Linked DNA regions of Homo sapiens: region 1 is linked to region 2. A link is a loop called in an ENCODE intact Hi-C map of the cell type or tissue named here. Cell type or tissue: endothelial cell of umbilical vein. All regions are shown on one strand. Links, peaks and the distances in the headings refer to the core of each region. The heading gives the core; the rest is flanking DNA. Region 1 overlaps LINC02768 (long intergenic non-protein coding RNA 2768). Region 2 holds the start of LOC124904560 (a long non-coding RNA gene).

Region 1 (8,328 bases), core at 241-8,240, 330 kb before region 2:
TCTTTAAGTTGCGGTAAACTTTTGAAATGCACACTAGCCACTTAAAGTTCTTTTGTCAATTGTCCTTCTAGTCCTCAGTTCTTTTTTCTAATTGGGAGAATCTCACTGATTTATAAGTGTCCTTTACATTTTAAAGCTAATTAACCTTTTGTTGTCTATTTTGCAAATAATATTCCCCAAGGGTTTGTTGTTGTTGTTGTTGTTTGTTTGTTTGTTTGTTTTTTTGAGACAGGGTTTTGCTCTGTTGCCCAGGCTGGAGTGCAATGGCGTGATCTTGGCTCACTGCAATCTTGGCTCACTGCAACCTCTGTCTCCTGGGTTCAAGCTATTCTCCTGCCTCAGCCTCTCCAGCAGCTGGGATTACAGGCATGTGCCACCACACCTGGCTAAGTTTTGTATTTTTAGTAGAGATGGGGTTTCACCATGTTGGCCAGGCTGGTCTTGAACTCCTGACCTCATGATCTGCCAGCCTCAACCTCTCAAAAAGTGCTGGTTACAGGCGTGAGCCACTGCGCCCAGCTTTTTTGTTGGTTTTTTGTTCTGGGGGATTTGGGGACATACGGAAGGTTTTAATCTACATGTAGTCAATTCCTGCTCAGTACGAATTAGAACAAAAGTACCAGCCAAGAAGTCATGAGGCGGAAAATGTCCAGGCTGCACCCTGTGGCATATGGTATTTTCCAAAATGGCCTGAACACAATCTCCCACCCCACATATTCTTACAATGGTGTGTCGATGTGATATTGACATTCCTCTCACCAAGAACTAGGGCCTATGTCCCTCTCCTTGAATCTGGATGGGCCTATGACTATAGCAGAGGGGATGACATGTGGGTTCTGAGGCTGGGTCATACAAGGTGAAACAGCTTCCGTCCAGTCTTCTTGGGATTCTCTCTCTCCGGTTCTGTGATAGGAGGAAGCTCAGGCCACATGAAGAGGCCATGTGCCTGGGGTGGCAGCTCCAACTGTAGCCTCAGCCTACAGCAGACATCAATCACTAGACATGCAAACAAAGAGACCGCCCCCGTGACTCCAGCCCAAGCCACTGTCTGACCGCAGTCTCACAAGAATGGTCCAGGAGACCCCAGTCAATTTCAGACCATGAGAGAGAAAACAGGCTGAGCAGCCCTAATCCAAAATTTATAAAATCTGAAATACTCCAAAGTTCAAAACTCTTCGAGTGCCGATATGATGCTCAAAGGTCATGCTCAAAGGAAATGAATATTGGCACATTTTGGATTTCTCATTTTTGGATCAGGGATGCTCAACTGGTGAGTATAACGCAAATATTCCAATATTTAAAAAAAAATCCAAAATCCAAAACATTTCTGTTCCCAAGCATTTTGGGTGTTTTTTTCCATAGGTAATTGGGGAACAGGTGGTATTTGGTTACATGAATAAGTTCCTTAGTGGTGATTTGTGGGATTTTGGTGCACTCATCACCCAAGCAGTATACACTGCACCATATTTGTAGTCTTTTATCCCTCACCCCCCTCCCACCCTTCCGCCCAATCCCCAAACCCATTGCATCATTATTATGCCTTTGCATCCTCATAGCTTAGCTCCTAGATATCAGTAAGAATATACGATGTTTGGTTTTCCATTCCTGGGTTACTTCACTTAGAGTAATAGTCTCCAATCTCATCCAGATCACTGTGAATGCCATTAATTCATTCCTTTTTTTGGCTGAGTAGTATTCCATCAGATAGATAGATAGATAGATAGATAGATAGATAGATAGATAGATAGATAGATGATAGATATCTAGATGAGGATGCCCACCAGATATCTATCTATCATCTATCTATCTATCTTCTATCTCACAGTATCTCTATCCACTTGTTGATTGGTGGGTATTTGGGTTGGTTCCACAATTTTGCAATTGTGAATTGTGCTGCTATAAACATGCATGTGCAAGTATCTTTTCTGTATAATGACTTTTCCTCAGGGTAGATATCCAGTAGTAGGATTGCTGGATCCAATGGTAGTTCTACTTTTAGTTATTTAAGGAATCTCCACACGGTTTTCCATAGAGGCCATACTAGTTTACATTCCCACCAGCAGTGTAGAACTGTTCCCTGATCACCTCATCCACACCAACATCTACTGTTTTTTAATTTTTTTTTTTTTTTTTTTTGAGATGAAGTCTTGCTCTGTCACTCAGGCTGGAGTGTGATGGCGCGATCTCGGCTCACTGCAACCTCTGCCTCCTGGGTTCAAGCAATTCTCTGCCTCAGCCTCCCAAGTAGCTGGGATTACAGGCACCCACCACCAGGCCTGGCTAAATTTTTTTGTATTTTTAGTTGAGACGGGATTTCACCATCTTGGCCAGGCTGGTCTTGAACTCCTGACCTCGTGATCCACCCGCCTCGGCCACTCAAAGTGCTGGGATTACAGGCGTGAGCCACCGCGCCCGGCCGTTTTTTGATTTTTTTATTATGGCCATTCTTGCAGGAGTTAGGTGGTATCACATTGTGGTTTTCATTTGCATTTCCCTGATCATTAGTGATGTTGAGTATTTTTTCATAAGTTTTTTGGCTATTTGTATATCTTCTTCTGAGAATTGTCTATTGTCCTTAGCCCACTTTTTGATGGGATTGTTTGTTTATTTCTTGCTGATATTGTTTGAGTTCATTGTAGATTCTGGATATTGGTCCTTTGTCAGATGTCTAGACTGTGAAGATTTTCTCCCACTCTGTGGATTGTCTGTTTACTCTGCTGACTGTTCCTTTTGCCGTGCAAAGCTCTTTAGTTTAATTAAGTCCCAGCTATTTATCTTTGTTTCTATTGCATTTGCTTTTGGGTTCTTGGTCATGAAATCCTTGCCTAAGCCAATGTCTAGAAGGGTTTTTTCAATGTTATCTTCTAGAATTTGTAAGGTTTCAGGTCTTAGATTTAAGTCCTTAGTCCATCTTGAGTAGATTTTTGTGTAAGCTGAGAGATGAGGATCCAGTTTCATTTGCCTACAGGTGGCTACACAATTATCCCAGCACCAGTTGTTGAAAAGGGTGTCCTTTCCCCACTTTATGATTTTGTTTGCTTTTTTGAAGATCAGTTGGCTGTAAGTATTTGGGTTTATTTCTGGGTTCTCTATTCTGTTCCATTGGTCTATGTGCCTATTTTCATACCAGCACCATGCTGTTTTGGTGACTACGGACATGTAATTTGAAATCGGGTAGTGTGATGCCTCCAGATTTGTTCTTTTTGCTTAGTCTTGCTTGGCTATGTGGGCTCTTTTTTGGTTCCATATGAATTTTAGGATTGTTTTTTCTAATTCTGTGAAGAATGACGGTGGTATTTTGATGGGGATTGCATTGAATTTATAAATTGCTTTTGGTAGTGTGGTCATTTTCACAATATTGATTCTACCCATCTAGGACCATGGGATGTGTTTCCATTTGTTTGTGCCATCTATGATTTCTTTCAGCAGTGTTTTGTAGTTTTCCTTGTAGAGGTCTTTCACCTCCGTGGTTAGGTATATTCCTAAGTATTGTAATTTTTTTGCAGCTATTGTAAAAGAGGTTAGGTTTTTTTAATTTGATTCTCCGGTTGGTCATTGTTGGTGTTAGAAAAGCTACTGATTTTTGTACATTAATCTTGTATCCGGAAACTTTGCTGAATTCTCTTATCAGTTGTAAGAGGTTTCTGGAGGAGTCTTTAGGGTTTTCTAGGTAAACGATCATATCGGCAGCAAACAGTGAAAGTTTGACTTCCTCTTTACTGATTTGGATGCCCTTTATTTCTTCCTCTTGTCTGATTGCTCTGGCTAGGACTTCCAGTACTATGTTGAAGGGGAGTGGTGAGAGTGGGCATCCTTGTCTTGTTTTAATTCTCAGAGGGAATCCTTTCAACTTTTCCCCATTCAGTATTATGTTGGCTGTAGGTTTGTCATAGACGGCTTTTATTACATTAAGGTATGTCCCTTGTATGCCAATTTTGCTGAGAATTTTAATCATAAAGGATGCTGGATTTTGTTAAATGCTTTTTCTGCATCTATTGAGATGATCATGTGATTTTTGTTTTTAATCCTATTTTATGTGGTGTATCACATTTATTGGCTTACATATGTTAAACCATCCCTGCATCCCTGGTATGAAACCCACTTGATCATGGTGGATTATCTTTTTGATATGTTGTTGGATTTGGTTAGCTAGTATTTTGTTAAGGATTTTAGCTTCTGTGTTCGTCAAGGATATCGGTCTGTAGTTTTCTTTTTTGGTTACGTCCTTTCCTGGTTTTGGTATTAGGGTGATGCTGGCTTCATATAATGAGTTAGGGAGGGTTCCCTCTTTCTCTATCTTGTGGAATTGTGTCAAAAGGATTGATTGGTACCAATTCTTCTTTGAATGTCTGGTAGAATTCTGCTGGGAATCCATCTGACCCTGGACTTTTTTTTTGTTGGTAATTTTTAAATTACCATTTCAATCTCACTGCTTGTTAGTGGTCTATTCAGGGTATCTAATTCTTCCTGATTTAAGCTAGGAGGGTTGTATTTTTCCAGGAATGTATCTGTCTCTTCTAGACTTTCTAGTTTATGTCTGTAAATGTATTCACAGTAGCCTTGAATGATCTTTTGTATTTCAGTGGTGTCAGTTGTAATACCTACTGTTTCATTTCTTAATGAGGTTATTTGGAGTTTCTCTCTTCTTTTCTTGGTTAATCTTGCTAAGGGTCTATCAATTTTATTTATCTTTTCAATGAACCAGCTTTTTGTTACATGTATCATTTGACTGTTTTGAATTTCAATTTGATTTAGTTCTGCTCTGATCTTGGTTATTTCCTTTCTTCTGCTGGATTTGGGTTTGCTTTGTTCTTGTTTCTCTAGTTCCTTGAGGTGTGACCTTAGAATGTCAGTTTGTGCTCTTTCAGTCTTTTTGATGTAGGCATTTAGGGCTATGAACTTTCCTCTTAAGACCGCCTTTGCTGTATCCCAGAGGTTTTGATTGGTTGTGTCATTATTGTCGTTCAGTTCGAAGAATTTTTAAATTTTCATCTTGATTTTGTTTTTGCCCCAATGATCATTCAGGAGCAGGTTATTTAATTTCCATGTATTTGCATGGTTTTGAAGGTTCCTTTTGGAGTTGATTTCCAGTTTTATTCCACTGTGGTCTGATAGAGCGCTTGATATAATTTCAGTTTTCTTAAATTTATTGAGGCTCTTTGCTGCCTATCATATGATCTATCTTGGAGAAAGTTCCATGTGCTTTTAATAGAATGTGTATTCTGTAGTTGTTGTATGAAATGTTCTATATATATCGGTTGAGTCCATTTGTTCCAAGGTATAGTTTAAATCCATTGTTTCTTTGTTAACTTTCTGTCTTGACCTGTCTGATGCTGTCAGTGGAGTATTGAAGTCCCCCATTATTATTATGTTGCTGTTTGTCTCATTTCTTAGGTCTATTAGTAATTGTTTTATAAATTTGGGAGCTCCAGTGTTAGGTGCATATATGTTTAGGATTGTGATATTTTCCTATTGGACAAGGCCTTTTATCAGTATATAATGTTCCTGTTTGTCTCTTTTAACTGCTGTTGCTTTAAAGTTTGTTTTGTCTGATATAAGAATAGCTACCTCTGCTCGTTTTTGTTGTCTTATTTGCAAAAACTGCCTTTTTTTTTTTTTTTTTTTTTTGAGACAAAGTCTCTCTCTGTTGCCCAGGTGGAGTGCAGTGGTGCAACCTTGGTTCACTGCAACCTCTGCCTGCCGGGTTCAAGCAATTCTCCTGCCTCAGGCTCCTGAGTAGCTGCGACTACAGGCACGTGCCACCATGCCAAGCTAATTTTTTGTATTTTTAGTAGAGACGGGGTTTCACCATGCTGGCCAGGTTGGTCTTGAACTCCTGACCTCATGATCCGCCCACCTCGGCCTCCCAAAGTGCTGGGTGGCATGAGCCACCAAGCCTGGCTGAAATGCCTTTTTCCACCCCTGTAAGTTTATGTGAGATGTGAGTCCTTACGTATTAGGTGAATCTCCTGAAGGCAGGCAGACGGTTGGTGAGTTCTTGTCCATTCTGTGGTTCTGTATCTTTTAGGTGGAGCACTTAGGCCATTTACATCCACGTAACTATTGAGGTGTGAGGTACCATTGCATTCATCATGCTCTTTGTTGCCTGTGTACTTAGGTTTTTTTTGGTTTTGGCTTTTGCTTTTTAACTTGCATGTTTGTTTTATAGGCCCTGTGTGATTTATGCTTTAAAGAGGTTCTGTTTTGATGTGTTTCCAGGATTTGTTACAAGATTTAGAGCTCCTTTCAGCAGTTCTTCTAGTGGTGGCTTGGTGATGGTGAATTCTCTCAGCATTGTTTGTCTAAAAACGACTGTATCTTTCCTTCATATATGATGCTTTGTGTCACTGGATACGAAATTCTTGGCTGATAACTGTTTTGTTTGAGGAGGCTGAAGATAGGGCCCCAATCCCTTCTAGCTTGTAGGGTTCCTGCTGAGAAATCTGCTGTTAATCTGATAGGTTTTCTTTTATAGGTTACCTGGTACTTCTGTCTCACAGCTCTTAAGATTCTTTCCTTCATCTTAACTTTGGATAACCTGATGACAATGTGCCTAGGCGAAGATCTTTTTGAGATGAATTTCCTAGGTGCTCTTTGTGCTTCTTGTATTTGGATGTCTACGTCTCTAGCAAGGCCGGGGAAGTTTTCCTTGATTATTCCCTGAAATATGTTTTCCAAAATTTTAGATTTCTCTTCTTCCTCAGGAACACTGATTATTCTTAGGTTTAGTCATTTAACATAATCCCCAACTTCTTCGAGGGTTTGCTCATATTTTCTTTTTCTTTTTTTCTTTATCTTTGTTGGATTGGGTTAATTCAAAGACCTTGTCTTTGAGCTCTGAATTTCTTTCTTCTATTTGCTCAATTCTACTGCTGAGACTTTCCAGAGCATTTTGCGTTCTGTAAGCGTGTCCAATGTTTCCTGAAGTTTTGATTGTTTTTTCTTTTTGCTATCTATTTCCTTGAATATTTCTCCCTTCACTTCTTGTATCATTTTTTTTGGATTTCCTTGCATTGGACTTTGCCTTTCTCTGGTCCCTCCCTAATTAGCTTAGTAACTAAACACCTGAATTCTTTTTCAGGTCAATCAGGGATTTCTTCTGGATTTGGATCCATTGCTGGTGAGCTAGTGTGATTTTTGGGGGGTGTTGAAGAGCCTTGTTTTGTCATATTACCAGGGTTGGTTTTCTGTTTCCTTCTCATTTGGGTAGGCTCTGTCAGAGGGAAGGTCTAGGGCTGAAGACTGTTGTTCAGATTCTTTTGTCCCACGGGGTGTTCCCTTGATGTAGTATGCTCCTCCTTTTCCTATGGATGTGGCTTCCTGTGAGCCGAACTGCAGTGATTGTTGCCTCTCTTCTGGGTCTAGCCACCCAGCGAGTCTACCTGGCTCCAGGCTGGTACTGGGGGTTGTCTACACAGAGTCCTGTGATGTGAACCATCTATGGGTCTCTCAGCCATGGATACCAGCACAGTACTTGGGGTGACTCCCGGGTCCTGCAGGAGCAGCCCGCTTCCTTCATTGGGTCTGTGGGTCCTCTCAGGATTCCTGGTTTGTTCTTGCAGTCATTCTGGAGCTAAAATTCATGATGTGAGCCTCCACACACTGCTCTGTCCATCCGAGTCGGAGCTGCAATCTAGTCCTCTGTTCCCAAGCATTTTGGATAAGGGATACTCAACCTGTAAAAAAGTGATTGCTCTTATTTTTGGTCCTAAGTTTAGGGATGATTCATTACACAGCCATGGATAACTGGCATTTGCCAGGACAACTGATATTAAAAACCCAGAAACCAAACACTTCCTTGGCCCCTACTCTGTTTTCTTATTTGGAAAATGTGAATAGAAAATGAGGAAAAATCCCTTCCTCTGGGTAGAATGTCACAGCTTCAGCACTTGCAACTCTTGATTCCACAGGGTGGGTCTTCCATATGACCTGTGAGCAACATATGGCCTCTTCTCTCTTCAGAAACAACTTTCATCCATTCACTCAACAGGAAAAACGAGAAGAAGGACGCAAGCTGTGGCTCAGTCTCTACTCAGCCATGGAACACATTTTAGCAAGTGATCAGATTCATAACTGCCTTCTGGCCAGGCGTGGTGGCGTGTGCCTGTAATCCCAGCATTTTGGGAGGCCGAGGTGGGCGTATCACTTGAGGTCTGGAGTTCAAGAGCGGCCTGGCCAACAAGGCGAAACCCCATCTCTACTAAAAATACAAAAATTAGCCAGTGTGGTGGCAGGTGCCTGAAATCCCAGCTATTCGGGAGGCTGAGGCAGGAGAATTGCTTGAACCCTAAAGGCAGAGGTTGCAGTGAGCCAAGATCTTGCCATTGC
Region 2 (8,328 bases), core at 269-8,268:
CGCCACCCAGCCCTGTCTCTGGAAGGCTGTACCCATCAACCTTTCAGTAGGAGTTTGGCGTTTCACTGCCATTCCCCTCCACTTGGTTGACCTTGTAGAATTGTGCCTTTTGGGGACTCTCTCGGGCAGATCTTTCTGTGTGTGCTCCGTGAACACTGCAGCAAGTGTGCCCTCAGCCCCTGCTCTGCCGCGTCCCCGCCTTTTTGGGTTGGCTGTGCTCACTGATGGATGGGTCAGCATCCTCTGAACAAGTTTCTCGTTAGACCCTCTCCTTGTGCTAGGGTTTGTTGCAGTCAATAGTGTCTGAAAGAAGCCAATTGCTGGCCTGGACCCAGGCACGTTTTTATTCATCAGAAATTTTCTTTGTCATGGATTTGCCATTCTAGGGCTCTGCTGATCTCACTGTGATCTTCCTGGTGTTTTTAGTTTTACTGTCCAGTACTGCTCCCCGCCACATTCCTTTTCATTACTGGGTGCTATGGAAGGACTTTTCCAATACAGACATACTGCTGGATGCGATCGATGTGTTCATCGAAGACTGCATGTGAACCTTGCATTTGTGAGGTGTTCATTGACTGCATGTGTGATAAGCACCTGCAATAAATATATGCATCAGATAGTTTAGGCACTGGTGACAGGGAAACAAATAAGATATGGTCATGCACTCCAGAGGAGTCAGAACCTAGAGGGGGTGCATGTGTGAAAACAGCCCACCTACCCTGGATTAGTGCACAGACAGGGAGAGTGTTAGTTCTTTCTGATAGCAGTGCAGAAAGCGTGTGACAACAGAGGGAGTCTTGAGCTGGCCCTGGTGAGCTGAGGCAGGTTTTTCAAGCCAGACAAATGAGAAAGGGCTTTCCAGGCAGGGCGGCCAGCAGGGGCCCAGGGTCATGAAAGAGGAGTGGAGAGAGCAGAAAGGTTGCTCAGAGCCGGGGTGTGAAGGTGAGACTGACCGTGAAGAATGGGGAATCCAGGGCCATTGTCAGGCAGAAGCAGGAAGCAGCAGGCCCCACCTTGGCCGTCTGGCTGTGACTGCCATGTGGGGAAGGTCGGAGGCGTGGGGCAGGAGAGGGAGGACAGGGAGACTGGATAACGCCCAAGGGTGCCCCGGCCCCAGCGTCAGTCGGGGTGGCCGTCTGATTGGAAACAGAGGGCCAGGGAGAGGCTGGTGTCTGGGATCCCAGGGTTTCCAGACTGAGCATGGATGGACGAGGGGTAATGTGACCTGGTTTTGTGAATGAAGCTGGGCAAGTAGAGAGAGGGTGTATGACTTGCCAAGTCAGGAGGTGACATCGAGGGGGCATGTACGTGCAGAGCTGAGCAGAGGTCTGGCTGGACCCAGGTGAAGCCACAGGGGCGAGATTGCCTGGGGTGATCCGAGGTGTGATGACAGCAGGGAGGCCCGCGCCTCCAAGAACACACGGCAAGTTTAGGACAAAACAAATATCCTTCTGTAGGAGGCACACCCTTTCTTACACAGACTTTCATGCATAGGATTCCCTTAAAAGAGACCCTCCCAACCCTGCCCTCTCCCTGGCCCCCTGCCCCTCCTGCCCGCCTCTGCAAAACCACAGCCAACCCGCCACCACCTCGCCTTCCTGGATGACTCATTCTTTCTGCGTTGAAGCAGTTGCATCCTGCCTCTTGTTTATGATTTCTTTGTCCCTCTGATGCTTACGGATTGGCTCGGACGCTGTTAGCACCCGTCTCTTGCTGCAGGCCCACGTCGGGGAATCACAGTGTATCATCCTTCCGTGCGTGGGTCTCTATTCGAGAGGGAGTTTCTGTTCTATGTTTTGCTCAGTTGCCCCCGGTCACTCTTTTCCCACCCCCAAGCACCAGTGGCCTCGAGGCGGAGGGCTGGCCTTGGCCCTGCTTCACAGTAACCGCGGCAGCTTACCCGCGACACCTGCACGGGAGCGGGGCCAAGGCTCACCCCGCCCCTGCCGGGCCTCGCTCGGGTTCTTCCACCCTGCGTTCGCCTCGGACCGCTGTGGTTAGCTGTGAAATGCCCCTGCGGTCTGGTTTTCTCTCCTTTTCCGCACGGTTCTTAGTGTGTTATGTTGCTTTTCCGCACTGTACGTTGGAAGCTCTAGGGCTACGAAAACGCAGGCAGTTGCGGGGGAAGCGAAAAATCCCCGCCCTCATGGAAGTTCTGTTACGGTGGAGGAATCAGACCAATGATAAGAAGTCAGAAAATCAAAAGTAGTTTAAACAAGTACATGAATAAATAAGCATTTAAGATATAGTAAGTGCATGAGAGAAAAATAAAACAAGGCTGGGAGGTAGGGAATTCCGGGGAAGGGGGTGGCTCACATTTTAAATAGGCTGCTTGTGGGAGGACCTGCCATGTTGATCCGAGGTTAAGGTGACCTCCCAAATGAGCTCATCTGATGCACGTGGAGCCAACAGGTGAAAGTGTTGATGGAGTCACAGATTATTTATTTATTTATATTTTTAGGTGGAGTCTTGCTCTGTCACCCAAGTTGGAGTGCAGTGGCGCGATCTCGGCTCACTGCAACCTGCACCTCCCAGGTTCAAGCCATTCTCCTGCCTCAGCCTCCCTAGCGGCTGGGATTACAGGCGCCCGCCACCACGCCAGCTAATTTTTTGTATTTTTAGTAGAGACAGGGTTTCACCATGTTGGCCAGGCTGGTCTAGAACTCCTGACCTCAGGTGATCCGCCTGCCTCGGCCTCCCAAAGTGCTGGGATTACGGGCGTGAGCCACTGTGCCCCGCCGATTATTTATTTAGTTTTAGAGGCAGGGTCTTGCTCTGTTGCCCAGGCTGGTGTGCAGTGATGTGATGGTATTTCATTGCAATCTTGAGCTCCCCAGTTCAAGTGAGCCTTCCACTTCAGTCTCCTAAGTAGCTGGGGCTACAGTTGCCCACCACCATGCCCGGCTAAATTCTTTTAAAACTTTTTGTAGAGATGGGTTCTCACTATGTTGCCCAGGCTGGTCTGGAACTCCTGGCCTCAAGTGATCCTCCCACTTCGGCCTCCCAAAGTGCATAATTACAGGCATCAGCCACTGCACTTGGCCTACAGATTAATTTATGCCCAAGTGCCTTCCTGACAGAATAAGGTGGCTTTCCCCTCCTCTCACCCCTAGCATATAAGAAAGCTACATTAACCAAAAGGAGTATTTGGTAGTGTAACTCAAGGTAGAGGAAGAGACAGAGATTCTTTTTGCAAAATGACACGCAAGAAGCAGCCCCTTCTCACTCCAAAGTGGGCCTCTTCACAGCCTGGCTGTTTTGTGGGTGCTCCACCCATCCAGGGACTGGGGCTGCTGGGCCCAGTGACCTCTGACCTGCCAGGCGCCAAGCGGCAACAAAAGGGAGGGAGAGCTCTGGCCCACCGGGCAATTTGACTCTTCCTGGAGCCCTGCAGGGGGTGGTGGCCCCGAGAGGCTGGATCAGAGACCCTCAGGTCCGAAGGTCTGGTGGGCTAAATGAAGTAGAGAGGCCGCCCTCAACTCCACCCTGCCGGGATTCAGGCGGGCTCAAGGACGCAGCTTGGCAAGGACTGTCTTATGTATTCGCCTTGATGCGTGGTCTGGCAGGTTCACTGTAGTCTGTTGAATGATGTGTGTATCCTTTCTTCTGTTTTACACACCTGTTTTGAGAACCATTTACTTGTAGCACAGTCTGTGTATAAAGCCTAAGGTAGATGCAGCAGTGGTTCTCAAACCTGGCTGCATACATTTTGGGCAGTTTTTAAAATATCCCTTCTTGGGCCTCATCCCCTGGACATTCTGACATAGTGGGTCTGGGCTAGGGTCCGGGAATTAGTCTTTGAGTTTTGCAGCCACCAGATTTGAGATGCATTGAACCAAATGATTTCTGTGGGTCCTTATTCCTGATATCTGATTCCCCCCAACCTGCCTAAGCATCCCCAGGCTCTTGTGTCCTATGCCAGCCTCTCCCGCTCCTCGTGGGGCTGTGAGGGTTTGACCACCGTAAGCATGATGTGCCTGCAACACCAGGTCTCCTCCCCAGGCTGAATGCATGGATCTGTCCTCTTCTGCCTGGGGTGAGAGACAGCCTTCTCTGTGGGGAAACCAGCTACCACCCTGAAGAGCTGCCTCTGTCAGAGCACAAGATCCCCACCTAGAGACCCCCTCACTGCTCCCCTCCCACAGCAGCAACGGCAGCTCTGAGGTTCTGGACACCCCAAAGGACACAGACCTACCTTCACCCATGAGCCGTCCAGGAGACATTTGACAGCTGCTGTGTGCCATGTCCTAGGGGTAGGAATGCAAAATAAGTCAGAGGCCATCCCTGCTCCTGAGGCATTTACAATCCAGTGAGGGAGACAGAGGATTATAACACAACACAGAGCGGGGCACGGTGGCTCACGCCTGATATCCCAGCACTTTGGGAGACCAAGGCGGGCAGATCACCTGAGATTGGGAGTTCAAGACCAGCCTGGCCAACGTGGGTGAAACCCCGTCTCTACTGAAAATACAAAAATTAGCTGGTTGTGAGGCAGGAGAATCGCCTGAACCCAGGAGGCAGAGGTTGCAGTGAGCTAAGATAGTGCCACTGCACTCCAGCCTGGGCGACAGAGTAAGACTCTGTCTCAGAAAAAAAAAGCATACAACACGGAATTAAGAAAAGCTCCCACCTCAACACAGAAGGACACCAAGCCCGGCCCAGAAGGACAGGGAAGGCATCTGGAAGGAGGTCTCATGATTTGGCCAGATGGAACTATTGGGGCACAGCCAGTGCAAGGCGAAAGCCTTCCAGGCTGGGGGCTCTGTTTCAGCAAGGGAGAATGATTATGGCTCACATTAATTAAGTGCTTCCTGCAGCCCAGGCTCTTAGTGGCTTATGTTGTATGAACTACTTATTCCTGATGACTACTGTGGTAGGTAGAATCATGGTCCCCAAAGATGGCCACCCTCTAATCCTTGGAACTTGTGAATCTGTGAATCTTACACAGCAAAAAAGATTTTGCAGATGTGATTAACGGAAAGATCCTGAGATGGGGAGGTGATCCTGGAATACCTGGCAGGCCCAGTGTCGTCACAAAGGTTCTCATAAGAGGAAGATAGGCGCATCTGAGAGAGAAGGTGGGGGATGCTGCTGGGCTGGCTTTAAAAATGCAGGAGGGCCCGTTACTGGGTATATACCCAAAGGATTATAAATAATTCTACTATAAAGACACATGCACATGTATGTTTATTGCAGCACTATTTACAATAGCAAAGACTTGGAACCAACCCAAATGCCCATCAATGATAGACTGGATAAAGAAAATGTGGCACATATACACCATGGATTACTATGCAGCCATAAAAAAGAATGAGTTCATGTCCTTTGCAGGGACATGGATGAAGCTGGAAACCATCATTCTCAGCAAACTAACACAGGAACAGAAAACCAAACATCGCATGTTCTCACTCATAAATGGGAGTTGAACAATGAGAACACATGGACACAGGGAGGGGAACATCACACACCGAGCCCTGTTGGGGGGTGAGGGGCAAGGGCAGGGAGAGCATTAGGACAAATACCTAATGCAGGCAAGGCTTAAAACCTAGATGATGGGTTGATAGGTGCAGCAAACCACCATGGCACACGTATATCTATGTAACACACCTGCACGTTCTGCACATGTATCCCAGAACTTAAAGTAAAATGTTAAAAAAAAAAAAAAATGCAGGAGGAGCCACAAGCTCAGGATTGCAGATGGCTGTAGACACTGGAAAAGGCAGAAATACGAACTCTCCCCAGAGCTTCCACCCACAGCCCTCCTGGCACCTTGATTTTAGTCCATCGAGACCCATTTCAGACTTTTGAACTCCAGAACTGTAAAATAATAAAACTGCATTGTTTTAAGCCATAAATATATGGTAATGTGTTGTAGCCACAATAGAAACCAATACAACCATTCCTCTATTTTGAAGGGAAGAAAGCAGGAGGTGAAGGGAATTACCCACATTTCCGGAGCTAGAAAGGAGCAGATTCAGGCTCCAGGGCCTGCACCTGTCCACTCACCTCTCTTCTGTTCCTCCCGCCTGGAAGGGGTTTAAAAACAGCAGTCCAGCAGCTGGGGCTTATCGGAGACCAGGAGCATTGGAAGATGAAGCTGGCCAGATGCGCAGGCAGGAGCCAGGGTCCGGGAAGCTCTTCTTGGTCAAGTAGAGGGAAGTGGCTTTGCAGGCCATTGGCCTGGGCTCCTTTTCGGTGGTCTCCTCAAGTCTGTGCCGGACTGGGAGTGCCACAAGAGCAGAGGTCAGCTCCTTGGGCCCAGTGCACCCACATGTGGCTTCAGCCACAGAGTGAGCTGTGTGCCCATACAGACTGTGCCGCCTCTCTCCATTATCAGATGGTTTAAAAGTGCCACCCTGGCCAGGTAGTGAAGGGCAGACATCTGGTTAAGTGCCCGCAGCATCCTTATGCATCGAAAATTCTCCTATGTTCAAACATCTGTTTCCACCTCATCATTGTTTTCCTCATTCTAATTTTTTTTTTTTTTTTTTTTTTGAGACAAGGTCTTGCTCTGTCTCCCAGGCTGGAGTGCAGTGGTGCAATCTCGGCTCATTGCAACCTCCACTTCCCAGGTTCAAGCGATTCTCATGCTTTAGCCTCCCCTAGTAGCTGGTATTGCAGGCACGCGCCACCGCGCCCAGCTAATTTTTGTATTTTTCGTAGAGAAGGGGTTTCGCCATGTTGCCCAGGCTGGTCTTGAACTCCTGGCCTCAAGTGATCCCCCCACCTTGGCCTCCGAAAGTGCTGGGATTACAGGTGTGAGCCACCGCGCCCAGCCTCATTCTAATTCTTTAATATAAAGCATCCCCCATCTTCCAGCGTTTGACTGAAATAGGTGGTCAGAGGAATTTTTAGGTGGTGTTTTAAGCATTGTTTTTTTAAATAAAGGACACGTAAGCATAACCTGAAACTACTCCCGATATGTCTGCTCAATTTATATTCCAAGTATTTTGCAGGCTGTGCTTGGATTTTCAAAGGAGCAATCACTAGCATTTGATTAGCATTTTTCAGTTTGCTAAAAGCATTCATGTACCCTGTCCACTTGATCTTTACAGAAATGCCAGGAGGCAGGGATTTTTTTTTTTTTTTTTGAGACGGAGTCTGGCTCTGTCGCCCAGGCTGGAGTGCAGTGGGGAGGCAGGGATCTTTATCCCCATTCTTGAAGGAGGAGACTGTGGTTCAAAGGAGAATCACCATCAGGACAAGGTGCCTAGAGGAGCAAGGACGGCACCCAGGGCTTCCACTCGAACTCCACACTGTTCCTAGGGTATCCTCTTGCCCTAGGGGTAAGAGGTAGCAGCTGGGGTAGCAGGGAAAGACCTAGAATGCACTTACAAGGAAATAGGGTCCCAGAATCCAGTTCCGATGTGTCCCTCCCAGGTACAGAAGTACAACACTGGGGCATCCGCATGCCATCGCCTGTCAGTATTGGGGATCCCACCCTGCTTTGGGGGTTCATCGGATCTCTGGTCTTAACATGAGATTGTTGTATGGAGGAATGTGATTGAGGCTCACCAACATCTCAGGGCACAGGCAATTGCCCTGCTGGAGGACCCATGGAGATACGCAGGTCTCTGATGGGAGGTCTCTGATGGGAGGTCTCAGCGTGGGCACCGTGCCTCTGCGTGGCCGTGGCTTGCTGCAGGCACTGCTCCCCATGTGGCAAAGATGAGGGAATGCAGGCCTGCTGCTCAGTGCCAGCTGCTCTCCTCTACACGGGGCTCCCCTAGACCTTGCCCCAGGCCTCACCGCAGGACCTGGTGCCTTTGGGGTTCCCCTTTTCTGAGACCCCCAAAGAGCCTTCCTCAAATAAATCAAAGGCTTTAGCGTCTAAAACTTGTTCCTGAAGAAGGCTTTCTGAACCCGCTTTGGAAGTAAAAAGCAAAATTCCTCTTTGCACTTCTGTGTAATCGTCCTCATTCTCCTTGAGGCAGTGCGGATAACTCTGGCTGGTCAGAGGAGGGGCAGGTATGAGGAAGCACGGTGAAAACAGCCCAGCCCTGTCTCTCAGGATATTCTCCCTCTACAGAGAGAGAGCCAGTTCCTCCCTACACTAGTCTGGGCTTACCTGTCTAGCAAGAGGAGGGTTCCTGGCCATTACCTGGGTGTCCCCTGGCAGTGCAGCAATACCAGGTTCTCAAACACTAACTGGTTGGTTAAGGAGGTTAAGTTACCTTCAGTCTTCTGCCCTTCAGCTTCCTCAAGGTGGAAGGTGGGCCTTCAGAGCCACTGCAAGGGGTCTCTGAATACAGGTGCACAACCCAGGAAACCTGTGTAGAGCAATTGCGACTGCCATGTGTTTGTATCCTGCTGATTAATTTGCAAGTA

What was found. Peaks named below come from ENCODE experiments on the same cell type or tissue, not always from the same donor. Only the 100,000 strongest peaks of a DNase experiment are listed, where the experiment ranks them.
Region 1: it touches region 2 in a loop (30-fold over the local background); 2 of 110 quality-filtered maps call a loop at or near these places.

The regions. Positions count from the first base shown.
Region 1 is chr1:235,961,669-235,969,996 of GRCh38, reverse strand. The region is part of intron 1 of LINC02768 (long intergenic non-protein coding RNA 2768); the gene reads left to right. Among named protein-coding and RNA genes, the nearest start is that of LINC02768, 6.7 kb to the left of the region's middle. RefSeq lists a silencer at 762-962. In endothelial cell of umbilical vein, for the core only: no CTCF peak of the experiment used is centred there; no DNase peak of the experiment used is centred there; H3K27me3 peaks cover 144 bases.
Region 2 is chr1:235,635,821-235,644,148 of GRCh38, reverse strand. The region is part of intron 1 of GNG4 (G protein subunit gamma 4); the gene reads left to right. It overlaps LOC124904560 (a long non-coding RNA gene), which reads right to left and starts at 4,106. Exons shown (of 4, transcript XR_007066960.1): 1 at 1,901-4,106; 2 at 1,679-1,766; 3 at 1,309-1,408; 4 at 318-594. In endothelial cell of umbilical vein, for the core only: no CTCF peak of the experiment used is centred there; a DNase peak (open chromatin) is centred at 1,668; H3K27me3 peaks cover 165 bases.